2 separate regions of the Homo sapiens genome follow, and region 2 is linked to region 1. Evidence: chromatin loops called from intact Hi-C (ENCODE). Cell type or tissue: PC-9. All regions are shown on one strand. Each heading gives the region's core, and the rest is flanking DNA. Links, peaks and the distances in the headings are about the cores only.

What was found. A loop is a pair of places that touch in the nucleus more often than their neighbours do. Peaks named below come from ENCODE experiments on the same cell type or tissue, not always from the same donor. Only the 100,000 strongest peaks of a DNase experiment are listed, where the experiment ranks them.
Region 2: it touches region 1 in a loop (5-fold over the local background); 4 of 110 quality-filtered maps call a loop at or near these places.

What each region holds. Positions count from the first base shown.
Region 1 is chr3:128,222,120-128,232,341 of GRCh38, forward strand. The region is part of intron 1 of EEFSEC (eukaryotic elongation factor, selenocysteine-tRNA specific); the gene reads left to right. Among named protein-coding and RNA genes, the nearest start is that of EEFSEC, 74 kb to the left of the region's middle. RefSeq lists enhancers at 4,623-5,123, 4,934-4,993. In PC-9, for the core only: CTCF peaks have their summits at 4,886 (motif pointing right) and 5,085; no DNase peak of the experiment used is centred there.
Region 2 is chr3:128,411,657-128,421,878 of GRCh38, forward strand. It overlaps a transcript of EEFSEC not described here. Among named protein-coding and RNA genes, the nearest start is that of DNAJB8-AS1, 47 kb to the right of the region's middle. RefSeq lists cis regulatory regions at 1-131, 865-2,160, 2,626-2,693, 3,519-5,919 and an enhancer at 1,187-1,988. In PC-9, for the core only: no CTCF peak of the experiment used is centred there; a DNase peak (open chromatin) is centred at 5,345.

The DNA.
Region 1 (10,222 bases), core at 2,460-7,459:
CCCTCCGGGGTTCAAGCGATTCTCATGCCCCAGCCTCCCCAGTAGCTGGGATTACAGGTGCACACCACTCCAGCCAGCTAATTTTTGTATATTAGTAGAGATGGGGTTTCGCCATGTTGGCCAGGCTGGCCTCGAACTCCTGACCTCAGATGATCTGCCTGCCTCGGCTTCCCAAAGGGCTGGGATTACAGATGTGAGCCACTGCGCCCAGCTTAAAGTATTTTTTTTTACTATAGAAGTACTCATGTATGTTGAAAATCTGGAAAATAGAGCAAATTATAGGAAAGAAATAAGAATAATTTGTTAACCTGTTACTCGGGTTAACTATTTTGGCATTTTTTTCCTAGTAGGGATTCTACTGGGTATAAAATTTTAGATCCTTATTTAAGCAAAGTTTTGAACCATGAGCCTTCTTCTATACCATAATTAAATTTTCTCTGAAAACATGTTTAATGGCTCTGTATTATTTTATTGTCTTGCTCTACCATACTTTATCTGTCTACTCTTGATGAATGTATGCACTGTGTACAATATTACGCACTTTAACCACAACATGTTGAACATTTGTTTGCATTTCAGATTATTCTTTAGAGCAGATTACCAAAAATGAGATGGCTTGATTTATGGGTGGGGCCTTATATTCTGTAAAGGAAGGAAGGGACAGGAATATATGAACATTTTTTAGCTGTATTATATATCATAAAGAATTTGTCTGGTCTTTGTCCCAGGTTCCTGGAGCTTCTAAAACCCTTGGAATTTCCAGAGTGATAACTGTGTCTCTGTTACTCATGGTGGGCCCTTGGGGCACAGCTGAGTTTATGCTAAGGAGATGACTCAAGATGGGGACTGGTCATGCCTGAAAGACCAACCATGTCATTAGAGGGTTAGGCCTATGGGCCATATGATATCAGGCTGACCTCCTGACCTCTGGGGAGCTGGAAATTTAGTTTAGTCTCATGGCTAGTAATTCAATCAGTCATACCTATGTAATGAAACCCCAGTAAAAACTCTGGACACTGAGGTTCAGGGAGCTTCCTGATTGGTAAACACATTGATATGCCCAGAGGGTGATTTTCCCTGACTGCACAGGGAGAGGGCACCAAAGCTCTGAATCTAGGGCCCTCCCAGGCTTCACCCCATGTGTCTCTTCATTTGGCTGGTCCTGATTCTTACCCTTATAATAAAACTGTAATCCTAAGAATAGTGCTTTCATGAATTCTGTGAGTTGTTCTAGTTAATTATCTAACCTGAGGAGGTCATGGGAACCCCCTGGATTTGCAGCCAGCTGGTCAGAAGTGTGGGTGGCCTAGGGACCCCTGAACTGGTAGCTGGTAGCTGAAGTGAAAGCAGTCTTGCTGGGGACTGTACCCTTAAGCTATGGAGTCTGACCATTGACTTTAGGTGGTTTGTGTCACTATTGAATTATGGTATACAACTTGTGATACATATTTCCAATTGTGTTATAAAGTTTATGTACAAAATTACAAAAGAGTGTACCTTTAAGTAACGTTGACACCACTGGGCTTCAGTATCCTTATGTATGAAATGGGAAATTTAGTGACAACAACACAGAAATGTTGTATGATTGTCTTCGTAAAGTGCCTTGGACCAGCACCTGGTGCATAAAAAGCAGTCATAGGATGTCCATGAGCATGTGCCCATGTGCGTGCATGTTGTGTGAGCACTGCAGGAAAACCAGAAAACAAGCGAAGAAAACAGGAAAAGAAGAAATCATTTGAAATGACATCAAAGATATAAAAACGGGATATTTTGTATTTTGAAAACCTCATTGTTTAAATAGGTTGGCTTATCCCTTTTACATTTATTATTATATATTTGGTCTTTTGTCATCATGTTCCATTTAAAAAAAAAACATTTTCTATTCTTTCCTGCTCTTTTTGTTATTTTCTATGTGATCTTCTGTTTCTCATTCTCTTTTCATTTGTGCAGGTCTACAGTTTTTTTGTTTTTACCTTAGAGCTAAAAATGGTTCTACAAAGGGTTACTTTTAAATCTTCAATGAACCTGCTTAAGCCTGGATTTCCCAAGCTATCACCTTGAGAAATGAAGCACCACTCTGTGACACCTCTCCTCCTGTTTTTGGTAGTTCTGCTTCAGGATTTTTTTTAGTTGGCGTTAGTGAAATAATTTTCATAGAATGTATTTCTTCTTTCAAGAATGATAGTAAATGCAATTGGTGTATAAGAGGCCCATCATTTTAATGGAAGAATAAACGTCACAGTTCTCCAGACTTAATTCTGTATTCAAATGGTTCCTGTGGTCACCCTTGGGTCTTTTCATGCATGCATCCTTATCCCCAGGTTCTCACTTAACATTTATCATGTTCCTATTAGATCTGCCTTCAAGGAGGTTTTATGTGAAAAGTGAAAGGTTTCAAACATACTCAGGACAAAGAGAACAAACATTCATGTACCCATCAGGCAGACTGAACAGTTACTAAGATTTCACCGTGCTTGTTTCATCTCTCTCTCCCCTGCTTTTCTTGCTGAAGTATTTTTAAACAAATTTATGAGATCTTGAGTCATTTTACCCCTGAATACTTATGTATATATCTTTAAAAAATATAGACATTTTCTTGCGTAAATCAATGTCATTAGCACAGCTAATAATAACTATTCTTTGGTATCCAGTACCCTATCTATATTTAGAATTTTCTTGAAAAATGTTCTTCAAATATGGTTCCCTACCTCCTCCCTCCACAAAAGGATATAAGAACATATACATCCCCAAGTCCTTCATGTCGATGAGGAGCCCGAGGCTCAGAGAGGTAGATTGGCTTCCTCAGGTCAGACCCTAGTATTGGGATTTGAATCCACACCCCTCTTAGTGAGCTTTATATTTTATGTACTACACCTGGCTGCCCAGGCATGGTTACCCCGAGTAGGGCGAAGCATGTAACCTCAACCTCAAGTTTCGCCCAAGATGTAGGGGCTGAAGCAGACAGGAAGATGAGCACTGCTCCAGGAAGCCTCCCACCAGTGCAGAAGAGCTCTTTTCTGGAAGACAGGGCTGGATGCCACAGTGAGGCAAGTCCAGCCCCAGCCCTAGGTCAGTGTCTTTTTTTGGTTTTGTGTCTATTCTTAAGGAGGTGTAAAGAGCTCTTTTCTGGAAGACAGGGCTGGATGCCACAGTGAGGCAAGTCCAGCCCCAGCCCTGGGTCAGTGTCTTTTTTTGGTTTTGTGTCTATTCTTAAGGAGGTGCTTCTGGTACACAGGCAGTGCCAAGGCCCCCTACAATGAAGCTACATGGCTACAGGGAGTTCTGAAGGTTATAGAAGACTATACAGCCTTTGGGATCTTAGCTCTGCCATGCACTCGCTGTGTGTTTTGAGCCTGTGACTTGACCTCTCTGACTGAGTTTCCACCTTTGGAAGATGGAATTAGAGTGCTTACTTTGCAGGGTTGTTGTGAAGATAATGTGAATGCAGATGTAAGCATCCCCAGCACCGTGCCTGGCACATAGTAGCTGTTTATAAATGCAAATATAATGTTGTCTTTATCTGCCAGGGAGGAGGACAGAGCACCAGCCACCTCTCCATCTCTACTGCACTGTCCCCTGGCCCCAAGACCTCTTCTGCATCCCCTTCCTCTCTCCTCTGGTCTGGATGGTTAGGCACCCAGGCTTTATGGGGCAGGGCATTGGAGCTGAGAGGACACCAGCTCTGAGCACCTGCAGGTTTTGGAGAGAAGGAAAGGACACTGCCAAGCACTTGCTCAGTGTCCTGTCACTCCTCAGGTGGTCTGGTTTCATGCTGCTTTACAGACCAAAGTGCTGGGCACAGAGGCAGATGTGTCTTATTGTCTTCTCAGAGTGTTACCAATTATTTCTAGTTTCAGTTGAAGAGACTCAGTTCATTGATGCAAGAGATTGACTCTCAGGATATGCCGGAGAACAGAGCCCCAATAAGAATCGGGGCAGGAGCTCAGGGGCTGTGGAAACACTCGTTGCCAGCAAGTGTGCTGAGAACACAAAGGAAATGCTTGTGATCCTTTTAGAGTGACTGGGAGTAAACATTTATTTCACCTTGAAGGAAATGAATGTTTCAGGAAGAGGCCCAGGAGCTTGACGAAGCTAGACAGCCCATGCCGTAAGCCACATAAAGGAGGACATCAGAACCAATTGGGTTAGAGAGGGCCTAATAAATTGTGTCCCTCACAAGGACCCAGCATTTTCTGTTCCTTGGGTGGGCCACATGTGCTCTTGAGAAGATTGGGAACAGCTGTACTGAGTTGTTGCCATTGAGTCATATCTGGTCCAGGGGCCAGCGGTTGGTGCCTCTGGTCATTCCGTCCTTTTCTAACAAAGCTCGAGGTGATCTGGCCATCTCCCCAAAGATCCTGGGGAAGTGCATGCTCAGCATCCTCCGTGCAGCACTGGCAGCTGGGGCTTCCGTAGCCCCCTGCTGTGTCCTGTGCCCTGAATGGCCCCTTCCCTTAGCTTTCCGGCCTGCTCCCTCCCTCCAGTTGCTAAATTCCCCTCTTCTATGCTTGCTTAGCAGAAACTTCTCATTTAACTTTTACATACTTCACTGTGTTGATGTTGTCTGTATGTGTGTGTGTGTTTCCCCCAGAAGACTCTGAAGCTTCTCGAGGGCAGGGACTGGGTTGGATTAATTTCTGAAGTTCAGAACCCAGCCTAGGGACAGCCATACAGAATGTAACAGAAGCAAACTTTTATTTCTGTGCCCAGATATGGTGGTGCACAGAGGGTTGTGTGGTGCACAGAGGGTAGCTGGTTTTGCAGGTACAGTATCAGGCATCTTGAGAAATTAATAGTGGGGAAGGAGAGCCCACTAAGGTGGGAATGCTTGCCTGGGACACCAGCCTGGCCTGCCTGTCGCCTCCACCAGGGGGCCCCCCTGCCCCGGCCCCTCTCGGGCCATTGCATCCTGTCCCTCTGGTTGCTTGCTTGGGGCTTGCAGGACATGGTGGACTCTGCAGGCTGCTTCACAGTGCAGTGTGTTCCTGCTGCTCCTTCTGAAATGTGACCTACCATGCCTTCTTCAGTCCCTCTGTCTCCATCCAGAAAAATGTCTAATTGTATCTTGAATTCATTTACATTGCTTGCTTCAATGGCCTCACTTGGCAGCTGAGCCCATATGCTAATTCCACCCTTTTCATGAAGGAATTCTGCTGATTTTACTTACTTTTTGTGACAGATTCCTCCCCCTACCCCCCCACTCCGTTCTTTTTTTGGTCTCCTGCTCTCCCAGTAAACAATTTCTTAGGTCCACTCTCGCAGGCTCTGTGACCCAGTGCCCTCAGGACACTTCATGGGGTGAAGCTCCTGATGGGTTTGAGTCAGGGCCCTGAGCACTGGCCCAAGCCCTTCCAGCACCTTCAGCTTAGGGTTAGTCAAGAATGTCCTGCCTTGGTTTCTTTGCTTCAGAGGAGGGGCTCTCTGTGGCTTGGGGACCCATTTCTACAAGGGTCTAAGACAACTGTTGTTTTTTGGAACCCATAGTGTAAGAGTTGGTGAGAGCGGCATTAACTCAGGGGCCTTGTGAGGACAGACCCTGCTTCCATGATAGGGGAGGAGGAGTCTGGGTCCGGGGGTGAATTGAGCCCGAGCTCAGTCCCAGTGCTTGCCTTTGCTGCCAGTGGGGCCTTGGATGAGAGTTCCTTGACCTCTCTGAGTCTTACTCTCTTAATCTGTAAAGCGGATATCTGAGGGCCCATCCTCCCCTCATTCAGATTACTGGGGTCTTCTCCAAGTGGATGCAGTCCTTGCAGCCCCTGAGTCCTCTCTCTATTGGCCCTGGGCCACTGGATCTTCACAGCATTTGATTTTCTCTTGGCACAGCCGCTTCAGTTGTTCAACTTTTCTCCCCTTTTTTCTGTTTCTAAACAAGCATACATAACCTTTTTAAGTGTTACTAGGATGCCACCACTGAGGACTAGAGAAGAGTTGATTAATTGTTGCTGGAGGGGGTGTTCTAAGTAATTGAACAGGCCCGGTCATCTCTGACCTCTCAGTGCTTTTCATTCACTTCATACATATTTGTTGAGCACCTATTCTCTGCTGCCATGTGCAAGGGATTCTGTGGGATAAGGTGGCCCAGGTCCCTGTCCCAGTGGGTGAAGCTGCAGAGGAGCTTGGGAGTCACAAACAGCACTATCCTAGGGCAACAGGGATTGTGGGGCTCTGAGGAGGGGCTGTCACCTCCAGATGAGAGGGAGCCTGGAAAATACCTGGGAGGTGACATCTAGCCAAAATTTGAAGGCTGGGTTGCCAGAGAAAGGACAAGGTGGGAAGAATGCTCCAGGCACATGTGCATGGGCCACGGTCCTGGGGTGATAGAGAGCATGGCTGAGTGAGGAGCTGAAGCATGGAGTATGAGGAGATGGGGGTGGTGGGTGTGAGGCTGTCAGGTGGTGCAGGTAGGGGCCCAACCACACTGGCCTTCTTGTTCCTTGCCCAGGGAGGAGGGTCAGGGTTGGGGAGTCGGTCTCTGACCTTGACCTCCTGTGACCCTCACTCTCTTCTCCACAGAGGGCAACATAGCACTACTAGATACCAGGTCCGCGGCCTGAGTGGGGTCTGATCCTGTCCTTGCACTTACCTGACAATTTGGCCTTGGGCAAGCAGGCAATGCAAACTCTCTGTGCCTTGATGTGATCATCTGCAAAATGGGGGTGTTGGTAATAGTACCTGTATCCTAGGACTGAGTTCAATGAGCTGATGTATGCAATGCACTTAGAACGGAGCCTAGTTATAGTGAACACTACATTAAATGTCACCTATAAAAACAGTGCTCATTTCTTGTGGAAAGGGCTTGGTAAGAATAACTTCTGTCCCAGAGGAAATTCCAGCCTGGTGTCTCTGAGGTTTTCCTGCTTCATGATCCAGGGAAATAATTGTCTTAGGTTATTCCTGGGCTTTCTACCTCCTGGGGCTATATTGAGACTCAGTATGAAAACCTATGTTTGAAATTCTAGGGAAAATCCCCACTAGAGAGAAAATAATGTCAGAGACTGTTTGGAGCTTTCACATGCATTAACTCCTTCAGTCCTCCTAACAGTCTATGAAGTAGGCCCTGTTTTTACACAGCATATGTATACTGTGGCTATGATACTAGGTGTGGGGCCTCGGTCCAGAGTGTTGGGGAGCGAGTGTTTGGCAGCCTCTGCACGGCCTTTTCATCAGCTTTGGAAGAAGCCAAGGCTAGAGAGCGAAGTGCTCTCCCCACGTGGCCCCACTGGAGGGGCAAGGGCTGAGTGAGATTCGTCTGCTCTCATTTGGACCCCAGAGAGCCCATTGTCCTTTCCTCCAGGATGACCCTCCTGGCATCCACCTTCCCCACCCCCACCATGGGCAAAACATGTCTCATGGGAGAAAGAAGGAGTGGGCTGTCAAATCTGCCCTACCCCAGGCATAGCGGACTGATTCCTGAGTGCTTTTCTGACTCCAATAGTTACAGGCCTAAAAGGCTAGATGTTTATTCTGTTTCTTCGAACTTTCCTTTCTAGCGAAAACTCCAGAGTTCTCACACTAGGGAGCTACAGGCCAGTCTTGGCCCATGGACATGTTTTGTTTGGGCCATGCTGTTTAAACATTTTTTTCAATTGGTTGTCAACATTTAAACATTGGCGAATTTCATATAATATTCCAGATTTTTGGCATCTCTTAAAAAATCAGAGGATCTGGCAACTTGAGGCCTACATTCCTGTCTGGCCATGGTGTACTGGAGCTGAGGAGAAACGGTCCCCTCCAAATGGGGTGCGGGAGTTTCTGTTCCCTTTGGTCTCACACCTTGACTTATGCCTAGCCCATGTTGCTCATGTGAGGTGCCCACCAGCCCTGGAGGGTTTCCTTTCCTTTCCTTTTCCTTTCCTTTTCCTTTCATTCTCTTTCTTTTATTTTTTCTTTCTTTATCTCTCTTTTTCTTTTCTTTTCTTTTTTCTTTTCCTTTCTTTCCTTTCCTTTTCTTTCTCGCCCGCTTTCTGTCATTCTTTCGTTTTTTCATTCATTCATTCTTTCTCTCCCTCCCTCCCTCCCTTCCTTCCTTTTCTTTATTTTCTTTCGAGACAAGATCGTGCTCTGTGGCCCAGGCTGGAATACAGTGGCACGATCATAGCTCACTGCAACCTTGAACTCCTGGGCTGAAGCCATCCTCTCCTTCAACCTTCAGAGTAGCCAGGACTACAGGCATGTGCCACTGCACCTGGCTAATTTTTGTTTTTTAAATTTGTTTATAAAGTTGGAGGTCTCACTATGTTGCCCAGACTGGTCTCAAACTCTTGGCCTCAAGCCATCCTCCCTCCTCAGCCTCCCAAATTGCTGAGATTACAGGTGTGAGCCACTGTACTTGGCCACTGGAGGCTTTTATATTTGGGACAACTGCTCTCCACTTTCTTTACTTTAGGACAGGCCTTTGTGAATGATAGCATTTGTTAGGGAGAATGGGAACTCAGGCTCAAGAGCACTCATAATGATCACTTTCATGATGAAGCACCTGCTGTCTTCCAGACCCAAGTGAGGTTGGTTAGCAAGTATCCATGAGCCTCACACTGCTCTGTTTATAGTATATGATCCCCATTTTACAGGTAGGAGAGACTGAGGCTCAAATAGGTAAGGGCCTTTAGACAGGTCTCGCTTAGCATGCAGATTGGGAAAGTTGAAGTAGAATCCAGAATGTTCCCTCAAAGTCTGTCTGTCTCCCCACACACCTTGCCCTCACTCTCAAGGTGGCCCATGCATCAGTAGGCATGCCCTGAAATCTAGAGATGGAGGACTCCAGGAAGTTTCCTTCACAGTTTCCCTTGGAGATCACTGGGTGCTCTCCAAGAGAAATCCTCTTTGGTGACCTTCAGGTAGGTGGCCGGTGGAACTAATTTATGTTGCCTCAGATCAGGCAGAGCCAGCATTGGCTCCTGGCTCCACCACATTCTAGCTATAGGACTGCACTGTCCCCCTACTCCTCTCCTCCCCTCCATCCCCTCTCTCCTGTCTTCCCTCGCCTCCTCCCCCTCACTCATTTTAGTGAGCCCTCATTGTGGACTGGGCTCTGTGTCTAACTTTCCAAGCCTCAGATTTCTCATACCTGGATGGGTTGTTGCTTGGCACTGTGGCCAGCCCAATCGAGACCTTGATAATTGGTAGCCATTGTTATGAATGATGAGGCTTTCCACTCATTTTCACAATGGAAATCACATTGACAGGACCCCAGAGTTACAGAATTTTTGTGAAAAATATTGACTTTAAAAAATAGCCTTTTCCCTAAGGCACCTTGTGGGAAGAGCTGAGATGACACTGAATTGCACAGATCTTTGTAACTCTGGCTCTCCCGTCTCATGGATCAGGTACCTTCTTTGTTCTAAGCAGTCTGCTAGGCACATCACATACCTTTCTAAAAGGTTAGTAATGGTTTCATCTCCATATGATAGATGAAGAAACAGGCCTGGAAAGCCCAGGCATTTTGTGAAAGATCATACTGCTGGTATGTGGAGCAGGGGCTCCAACTCAGGCTGGCCCTCCCCAGGGATTGTGCCCTGAGCCCTTTCCTGTGGGGCCTGATTCCCAACCCTGCCCCAGGATCCAAGGTGGACTCAGTGTCCATGTCATGTAACAAAAGAGTCAGGGGTTCTCGGTGCCCTGTTAGGGCCTGTTGTTCCTGGTTGGTTGGCAAGTCTGAGTGTTTATTCAGCACTGCTGGGAAGGCTCCCTGGCTTAATTCTGAGATTCCAAGCCATCCTGTCGTATCTCCCCCGACTCCCCCAGCTGAGAGAACTGGGAGAGACACGAGGACACACAGGGCAGGGGCTCTTCCCTGGGTGAGGTTTGTGTTTGGATTTCAGGCGTCGCTGATGGTGAAGTGTGCTTAGGGTTTTCTTTGTAATTCACATTCCTGTGTCTACCTCTTACTGTTTTGTCCAAAAATTCTTGTATCCATATTTGGTGATTTGTCTCTCTGTTCCCACCCCCACCCCCAAGCCCCTCAAGGTGTCTGCCAAAATCCTGTATAACTCGTATCATCTCCCAAGCTGTTATAGTATATGAGGGCAAAGGATAATTTAGTTATTTTTGAATAAAGATTCGGAGGAAAAGTAAAAAAGTTGGGCAGGGGGTGGGGGGAAGTTTTCATACTCACTGCATGAAATAGACAATATTTCCTGAAACAGGAGATACGAACCTCAAAGAATTTAAAATAAAACATTCATTTTATTATTTTTTTAAAGAAGGAAAACGAGGGGAAAAAAGT
Region 2 (10,222 bases), core at 2,368-7,367, 190 kb after region 1:
GATTGGCAGGCCCCCGACCAGCAGGGCTAATGCACAAACGAAGAGATAAGGCTTATCTGGAAATGTCCCTGGAATCGAGACTCTGATGGAAACAGGCTTCTGGGTTAATATATTTTCAATAGATAACGTCTCGTAAACGGGAAGCCCTGGGGGCCTGGGGCAGGAGAAGGGGCAGCTTCCGTGCTCCCAGGCCTCCTGCCCTGGCCATGCATGTGCATGTGCGCACACGGGCTTTGGTGCACCAGGCATCTCCAAGCCTGTGCTGACGTCTGGGTGTGCATCTGTGCACATGGATCCGCGATGTCTCAGACGTGTCTGCATGTGCTCCGTGTGTGTTTTGGGAGGGTTGCGGTGTTTGTCAGTGTGTGTATCTCTTTGGGTGTGGGAGTGGGGTGAAGGAGGATCGAGTCCAGTGTACACAGGGTGGTGGCAAGTTCCCTAACCTCATGTCTCAGTGTCCCCATGTGTAAAATGTGCCTCAGTTCCAGTGTATCCAGTGCTAGTTTGCCCCATGGGCAAAGGGCATGCAGGTTAGTGGGGCCTCTTCTCCAGGACTGGGTGGGATTCAAGGGAGGCTTATCACTCTATTCTACAGGAAGCATACCAGGGCCAGACCCCTGTCTGGGGAGTGCAGGAGCCTGTCAGTCCGAGCTCACTCTGGAGTTGGTCCCGGCCCTGGCCTCCTCTGCCGAGCAGCCTCCATGTGGGGGTTAGCATCTCCAGATTCCCTTCCAGAGACCAAGGCCAGCCCCGCTGACAGCCTCCCAGCTCCTAGTTCAGCCTTGTCTGTCCTCTGAGGCAGGGACTGGGGAGGCCTCCTGCCAAGGGGCTGCATGGGCAAGGTCTTGAAGGGAGAGTAGGAGTTTGCCAGGGCAAGGAAGGGTGGCACCTGCCAGAGGGAACAGCAGAGTGAAGGCTGTGGCGAGGAAGTGCTCGCTGGGGCCCGTGTGCCTGCTTGCTGAGGAGGGATGAGGTCATAGCTCCAGACCCCCCAGCCCCTGCTGCACCTCCAGGAGCCTCCACACAGGCAGCCCAGATTAAAAAGAGTAATTAGCATTTGACTGATAACGGGGTTGAGCCATTAATTAGCCTGCTCAGCCGGCACCAGGCTTGGCTGCTGGGAGTTGGGGCGGAGGCAGCAGTGGGTGCTGGGAGTGGGGCTCGCAAGGCTCTACAGGGGCTCCATTCCCTTTGCTGAGCACTGGTGATGCTCGGGGAGGTGATGGGGGCGCTATGAACAATGTGGCCGGACCTCGGGCAGCCAGGGAGGCCTAGAAGGCTGTCTGCTGGGTGTGGGAGGCCTTGGAGCCCCACAAGGGCACAGGCAGGGGGATGGGGCATGGTGTCCAGTTGGGGTTTCAAGAGACCCCTCTGGCCTCCTGAAGGAGCCAATGGCAGGGCCTGGAGGTCAGGGCTCCCCCACCCCCAACACAAACAGGGGGCAGAGGCCATATGGGTTGGAGAGGACCTGGGACCAGTGGTTGGTGATTGGATGTGGCAGCCGAGGGGAGGGGACAGTCCGAGCTGAGGCCTGGGAGGAAGAGGACGTTTGGGAAGGCTCGGGGATTGAAAACAGAGAGGTGAAACTTGAGAGGAGAGGTACGTTTGGGAAGAGGCCCCAAGTTGAGTGCTCGAATATTTATGAGGCCTCCTGGGTACAGGCCCTGCCACTGTGCTGGGGCACCAGTGGGGGAGACGGAGACCCTGCCCGCATCCCAGCCTTGTGCTCCCTGGGGCAAGCCCAGTGCAGGGACCTCAGAGGGCACTGGGAGGGACAGCATGGACCCTAGATCACTACCTCCCACCTGGCAGTGTGGCCTGCGGCCCCCTCTGCAAAGGAGGCTGTCGGGCCGGCCCCGAACCCCTGGCCCACCCAGGCCAGCAGGTTGTAGGTCACATGGCCACACCCCTGGAGCCCTGAATGAGGTGTTGCTCAGTCCCCACGTGCTCCCCCCACGTTATCACTGGCCCCCATGAGGGAGACAGTGCAGCAGAGAGAAACGGCCACATCCCACAGCCACAGGTGAGGCCTCTAGGTCAAGGCCTGGCTGGGAGCCCAGGCTGACCTGGCCCTGGGGCACGGTGCCAGGCCTCACCCCCCAAGGTCATTCCATAGACTCGGCCCCGAGCCTCCAGCATCCCACATAGCCACCACCTGGCGGGCCCCAGCATCCGTCTCCCCTGCAAGGCTTGCACAGCCCAACATCACCTGTGGGAGGAGACCCCGTTGGCAGGGCCAGTCCTGTGGAGCCACCTGAAGAGGCACAGAGGCAACGGAGCTGTGGCCAGCACAGTGTGTCCCAGCAAAGGGCCGCCGAGGGGCCGCTGGGCCCAAGGCAGTCTCCAGTCAGCCGCTTGGTCCTCCAGCTCCGACCCGCCTGTCTTCACTGCCATCTGCCATCACTTCCTCTGCCTCTCTCTGGTCCTTGACGGACAACCCTGCCTCCCGCCAACGTCTAGTTCACCTCTTCCCTGTCCATGCCCTGAGGCTTGGGGCCCCAGCCCTAGAGTGATGTCTATCTGGGACCCCCGGGCAACCTACCAAGGTAGAGGCAGGCTGGAGGGTCTGTGGGGTGTGGTTACCTACAAGTGGACCCCGGGGCTCTCTGGAGCTTTCTCCTCCCACTCCCTCCCTCCCAAGCTTCCACCCTGGGCCTGCCCCCATGGCAGCCACTCTCTGCAGGGCCCTCCCTGCTCCCAGCTCTTCAGCTCCTTCTAGGGTACCTGAGGACGCAGGGACCCAGAGGACCTTGAGCTGGGGGTAGAGAAAGGCAAGGGGGGAGCGGAGCCAGGCCTTCCTCAGAGGCCCAGGCAGAGGCCCTGGAAATTCCCCAAGGACTCCAGAGCTGGGGCTCAGACCAGGCTACAGAGGCCAAGTTCCTGACCCTTCCCCATCCCTTCCCGGTTAATTACCAAGAAAGACTCTCCCAAGCCAGTTACCCACACTGTCCCCAGACTGTCATCAGCACCACCACCATCACTAAGCTCACCATCATTCCATCATTTAACGTCACTACTAACGTCAATGCCATCATCACCTCATAGCGTAACTAACTTCACCGCCATCATCATCAGCATCACCAGCGACCTGCTCAGATTGGTTTGGGGAAGACATGTCTGGAGGCCGACAGGGAGGAGCATGACACAGTTTGCCAGGAGGGAGACGCCATGCCCAGGCTCGGGCAAGAGGGAATGGGGTGCGAGTGGGGCCATGGCTGGAGTCAGTAAAGAGGAGGAGGAGGCAGATTTGAAGATGATCCCAAAGCTACATCAGCTGGCCTTGGCACTGACTGGATGATCGAGGGGAGGCCAGACTTAGGGGATCCAGGGTCCCTGGCCAGCCTCTGCCCAGAGTTGCTGGGCACAAGAGATGGGAACCCTGCAGAGGATGGGGTGGGCAAGACACCTTGGCAAGCTTCACTGCAGAATTGCTGAGTCCAAAACTCAGATACCCTTGGGGAATTTGGCTTGGAAAGCCTCTCCCTGGACAGCTGTGTCTTGGGTCTGGGTGGACGCAGAGATGGGTCATTGGCATACAGGCACAGCAAAGGCTATGGGATCCTGAGGCCATGGGGAGGGATAGAGCTAGAGAAGAGACGGGCCCAGGGAGGGCTCTGCGGTGCCAGGGCACAAGAGGACATGCAGGGCCAGGGAAGGTGGGCATTGCTTGAGATGCCCATGGGCCATGGGTGCCAGGCCCAGGGAAGAGGGTGGTGGGGTGGAGCCTCAGGCAGGCTTCCGAAGGAAGTGAGCAGGGCGCTTCTGGGTGGAAGTTGTGTAATGGGTGTGGCATGAGATGAGGCAACCCGCCTCAGATGCAGAGCGATGATAGGGTGGAAGATAGCCAATAGTCAGCAGCGCCTCACTGCCCCAGTGCTCACCGTGGGGGGATCCACTCCCGCACTGGCCAGGCCTCCCCAGGTCTCCCTGCCACCTTGCCCTGCTCTGTCTCCAGGCCTTTGCTGGTGATGCTGCCCTCGCCGCCGGGGCCCATGCTCCACTCAAGCCCGCTTCTCCCTCAACCTCGGGGCTCTCGCACAGATGGCTCTTGATGGGCAGGGTGGGAGGAAGAGAAGCAGGTTCTGGGTCCTGTGCCACCCGAAGGACAGTGCTGCTCCAAGGAAGGTCTCCTGGCCGGCCTCTTATGGATGGGTGGGAAGGAGAGGAGCGGTTTTGGGACCCCTGCTTCCTGGAGTTCCTCACAGAGGGGAAACTGAGGCAGGGGAGGGGTTGGTCCTCTGCCCAGTCCCCCAGCACAGGGAACCTTTGGGGGGAAGTGGCTGCTGCCAGCTGATGCCTGTGGGAAGGACTAGCCCAAGCCTGCCAGGTCCTGGCACAGAGCAGGCGTTGGGGACCAGGGTCTGGGTGCCTGTGTGGACACACTGACCAGGCTGCGGCCCAGCCCTGCCTCCCACCATGGACAGCTGGTTGGGCTGCCGATAAGGAGAGACGGTTGCAGAGTCACCAGGCCCCGATGATAAGACAGACAAGCATCTCCCGGTGGCCGGAAGGTGGGGGAGGGGCCCACCGGAGAAGCACCCACATCTTGGGTGGGAACACAGAGGCTGCTGGTTCTGGGCAGGGCCCACCCTGCCCCTGGGGGCACAACAGCCCTCCCCAAGGCATCTGGGCAGCTGCCGACACAGTGCAGCAGGGCCCCGGCCTGGCCCACCCTGCAGGACCTCCCCACAGCGGCCCTGCCCAGCTCCAACTCCAATCCCACCTCAGCCCCGCCCAGCTCCACACGCAGTCTCCTCAGGGTTCCCTCGCACACCAGGCCCTGTCCCCCTCCGTCTCTGCTCGGCCATGCCCCTGCCTGGAGCACCCCCACACCATGCCCATCTCCCGCCCCTTCTTCCAGGTGCAGCAGCTTGTCCCTGAAAGAATGAACTGCTGGTGAGGAGAGAGGCTTATGGGAAGTTGGGGCTGTGACAGAGTGGGAGTGGGGTGGCAGGGGACACACAGGACAGGTGGGTGTGTCCTTGTGGAAGGGGCCTAGCATGTCATGGGGTTCTTTTGCTGGAGACATTGGGGCTCTCTCTTCTTGCCGGGGTTGCAGAGCTGGACAGCATGAACTTGAAGCCACTGTAGCCATCCTGTCCCCACGAAGGGAATGAGGTCCACAGCACAAAGGGGTGAGGGCCATGCCGAGAAAGGGCAATGGAGAAATGAAGAGATGGGTTCCTGCTGGCCCCATCTGAGCCCTGGATCCAGCTATGCCTGGAGCTCACCCCTGTGTCATGGGAGGCCACACATTCCCTCTGTTGCAGAAGCCTGGTGCCGCGGGTTCCTGCTTTGTGACTCAGAGAGCGATCGTGGTGGGTGCGGTCAGCCATGCCTCTCACTGTCCCAGCAGGGTTCCTGACCAGCAGCAGGTCCTGTTGCTTCACCTTCAAAGCCTGTCCCGAATCAGTCAGCCCCCACCCCATGGCCACCAGCCCAGCCAGACCCAATCACCTCCTGCTTGGACCATCACAATTGCCTCACCCTGGTCTCCTGCTCTGCCGGCTGCAGCCGGAGAATCCTGTTAAAACGTGTCAGGGCCCCTCTTCTCTGTTGTAAACCCTCTCGCCCGCACCTTCCTCAGGGCAATTGCCAGAGTCCTCACCATGACCCCCAGGCCCTGCACGACCTCCCTGACCTCCTCTGCCATCTCCCCACTCCTCCTAGGTCTCCAGCCTCAGGAGAGGGAGCCCCTGCTCCTGGATGTCCCAGGTACTCCCTCCCGCCTCAGGGCCTCTGCACACAGCTCCCGCTGCCCCCAGCTTGCTCCCCACCCATTCTTCATTGAGCAGCCCCATTGCCCCCAGCCCCGCAGTAAAAATCCACATTCCCACCCGCTGTTTCACCCTTCTTTCTAGCTGGGCTCTCCCACTCTCAGCATTCTGCCTGTCGACCTCATTTACTGCCAGTGTTCCCATGGGAAGGGGGCTCTAGGGACAGGGGTTTCTGTCCTTTTGCTCACTGCTGTGTCCCAGTGTCAGGCAGAGCACCCAGCACATGCCTGGCGCTCCACACACAGGAGCACTCGGGCCAGTGGGAATTAAGTGAGTTGTTCCATGCAGGGTCCCCATAAATGGAGCTGGTCTCATTATTGCCGTAACTGTTACTGGCCACACTGTCCTGGCCTGCAGACCACGGTGACCTTCATCAACAGTGACAGGGCATGTGCACTCCGGTTCACATGTGCTGAGGTGCCATGCTGCACCCCAGGTCCTGTGCCCAGTGCTCCCTGCTGACCTAACAGAGCCAGCACCCCCATTCTCAGCCCCCAGCCAGGACCCGGGGGCCTTCCCAACCTTCCCCAGCCTTGCCAGCCCACCCTATGGCCCCAGGGGCCTTCCCATCTGATTGGGTCACTCCTCCGCTCCCCAAAGGGTGAAATCCAAGCCCTTACCTCGGCATTCTGGACTCTAGGATGTGGCCGGCACCTCCCAAACCCACCACGTGCCCACCACTGGAGTCCCCAGACCAGACTGGGCCTGCGCCTCCCTCTGCCTACGCTGATGCCCTCGTCCAGTCCTGCTCCCTCAGCACCCCCTCCTCACCTGTCTGCACCCGCTCATGACCCAGCTCACGGCCCCTCGGTAAGTGCAGTTTTCACCTCCTGCTCCAAATCTACAGCCCAGATGCAGTGTCTCTGCCAAGGCTCAAATCTGCCTTTCCAGCCTGGCTGTTTCCCCAGGACTCCACGCACCCACCTGTGCCTCCTCTGTGCTCCCAACAGCAGGCGGCTCTGCCCGACTCCTCTCCTGCCCCCACCACCCCATGCCCACACCAGCAAGGCCCAGGCCTTCTTCCAACACATCCCAATCTGACCTTCCCCCATTCTGCTGCACCACCCCAGGCCAGGCTACTCCCTGGGATCACACCTTAGCATCCCCCGTGCCCCACAGACTGTCCACATACAGCCACAGGGAGCCTGTCAGTGATGGCCATTCCCTGCCCCCACTCTGCCCAGCACCCCCTACTCTGCTCACACCCCAACTCTGCCCAGCACCCCCCAACTTTGCCCAGCACCCTTGACTGTGCTCAGCATCCCTGATACTGCCCAGCACCCCTGTGGCCGGGGTGCCCTGACTCTGCCTAGCACCCTGACTATGCCTAGCACCTCTGATTAGCACTGCTACCAGGATTTGGAATGAGGCACATGCAGGCACTGAGTTGGGGTTGGTCACCCCTCAACTTATCAGTTGCTATTCCTCACCCTGTCTCTGGACCTCTGCCTCTGCCCCTGCTCTCTGGGCCCCTCTGTGCCATCCCCTCAAGACTAGGGGACATCACATGTCCCTCCCTGACTCCATCCCAGTCAGTAATGCTCTTCATCCCCATACAAATTAAAGCAACAAGGAAGTGCCATTTTGCATTGGTCAAACTGGTAAAAATTTTTAAAGATTGATAATATCAAGTGTTGGTGAAGAGTGAGGGCAGTGGGAATTTGATGCTATTAGGAGTGGACTTCACACAACAACTCTGGAGGGCCAGCTGCCACGTCTATTAAATTAAAAATGCATGGGCCCCATGAGCACAAGCACTCACTCACATGTGTGCACAAAGAAGTGGGGCACGGCTGCTGGTGGCAGTCCTGCCTGAAACAGGAGAAAAAAAATGGCAATGTTCATCAGTAGTGGTGTGGACACTGAAACAGTGCTGTGTGGCCATAGAGTGAAATACTCAACAATAGGTAAAGGAAGGAAGTCTGAGTGTCCTGTGGATAAATCCTGAAAACAGGTGAAAAAAGTTGCAAAAGGATACGTGCAGAATGATGCTGTTTACATTGAACAGAAACTCCACAAAGTGATACTGTGTGTTCTGTGAATGCAGGCATGGATATTTAACTACATGGAGAAAGGCGTGCAAGGATGTGCTTCAAACTGACCACCAGGAGCTGCCAGCAAGGGGGGTTAGGAAGGGCAGTGGTGGGAAAAGGGCACTCAGCCTTATGTTTTCATTTTGTTCAGAGACTGTATCTGTGCATTATTCACAAACTGGAGGTGAGCGAGGGAAAGGTTCTGTGCAGCCCAGAGGTGTGCAGGAATAAGAGCCACACCGGCACCTCCTTGCTCACAGCCACCCAGCCCTTGTTTCCTGGAGACCAGGTCTCTAGTCAGTTAATGAAAGACTAGCCCTGTGTGGTGAGGCCCCGACACATCTCTGTGGCTGCCCTGGATCCCACCCTCAAAAGCCGTAGCTCTGGGGCCAGAGACAGATTGCAGGAGGAGGCCTGGGGTTCAGACACCCCCATGGGGTTTGTCATGCCTAGGAGTTCACTCCTGAGTCCTGTGATGGCCGCAGCGGGAGGGGGGACAGCCAAGACCCAGAGACAGTGAGAGTAAGGGAGAGCAACAGAAACACAGAGAAAGGCCAGGAGAGACAGAGACAGTGAGAGGCGCAGAGACATGGAGACGGGAAGAAAGAGTGAAAGGGACAGACACAAAGAGAGACAGAGAGAAAAAGAAGTAGAGGGGGAGAAACAAAGAGAAAACAGACAGAGAGTCAGAGAGGCCCCGCGCAGAGCAGGAGAGGGAGGCTGTCACACACGCGCGTGGCTCCGCCTGCTTGGATTGGTCAGAACTGACTGCAATTAAAGCCCATAATTGATTCCCTCGGATGACGAGGATCATTTCAATGCAGAGAATTAAGGTTTTCTTCCAAGATGAAAATAAAGATTAATTTGCAATTTCCTTCCTCACTGCACATGTGAGAACGGTCCCTGCTGGGAGGAAAGCTCAACCCTGGCAGGTGGGCTGGGGGCGCCCTCAGGGCCTGAGCCCACAGCCTCCCAGGAGAGGGCACAGCCTGGACCACCTGCCTCCTTGGCTGGCACAGAGGTGTGGGCGCCCTGCTCAGACACAGGCCTCCACGCCTGGGATCCCTGCAGTTGGATGGGACTGAGAGAGGCCAGGCCCATCAGGCCTCTACCACCTTTGACGAGCCCTCCACGTCCTTCTTTCCTTGCAGGCCTCATCAGCTCCTTTTCCTGGGAAGGACTCCCCAGTTCCCGAAGCAGAGTCTGATATGCAGAGCCCCAGTGAAAGATGACAGGACAGTACCGGAGGGGAGAAGTGGGGGCCCCAATACTTCTCTTCCCTCCCTCCAGGGCCCCCTGCTCCTGCCACCCTGGCTGGGCTCCCTGAGCTGGGAAATACACACTGGAGTCTAGCAGGGTGCTCCCCTCCAGCCCAGGCCCCACTGTGCCCCCTCCTCTGGGGGTACCTCAGGCTTGGAAACATATGCAGGTTCCAGAAGCGGCGGCCCTTGCACCTGTCCGGGACCTGCCATCCGGACCCACCACCTCTCGGGACAAGGAGGCTCTCAGGCCTCACAGAGGCCTTGCCCAGCCTGGGAGCATCATAGGGCTGGCCAGGGCCAGGAGGGACCATGAGCCCACCCCATCCTGGGCCCCAGGAGCCAGCGTGGCAGGCTTTGTCCTGTGGCATTTCTAGCCACCCACCTTGTCCCCGGGGCCTTGTCCCCAGCAAGGTGTGCCAAAGGCCCCTCACCAGCCACCCCTCCAGGCCCACACTCTGTTGAGGCCCTGGCAGGGCAGGGTTACCAGTCTGGGCTCAGAGGCCTGGAGCCTGCACAACCTCTGAGCAAGCTGGACCTGCCCACAGCAGCAGAGGCTCTGCCTCTCCAGCTGGGGCGACCCTGCACTTGCCCTGGTATCCCAGCGTGAACGAGGGGGTCAGGTGTGAACAGGGGGGTCAGGAGGAAGCGGCACCTCCGTCTGCAGTCTCCTCAGATCTTGCCTGTGCAAGCTCAGAGTGGGGCCTTCAAGGGGGGTCCCAAGAACCGGGATTTGGGCTCTGGGCTGTGCACAGTCTCCGGGACCTGACTCTGGGTCTGTCCCTGCACCCCTGCACCTGTGGCCCTCCCAGGTCAGCTGCTGGTGCCACAGCCCCATAGTTGTGAACACCTGGAGCTGCCCATTCAGCCTCTTGTGCCGACTTTTCCCGAAGGTGACCTCTGGACGACCTCCCGGTGCACAGAGGGAGGAGGAAGAGCAGGTTTATGAGCGGGGTGGGGGGGCGCATTCCTCCGGGCAGCCTGGTGGCCTGGGCCTATCTCACCATCGCCACAGGACTGAGGGGCCCCCTGAGCCTCGGCCCACCTCTGGCCTGGCTGACCTGTGGGCACCAGGAAGCCCAGGACCAGGGGACCACATTAGGGTCTCAGCCCCGGTTACCCTGGAGCTGGGCTGGGCCCAGTGGCTGCCATG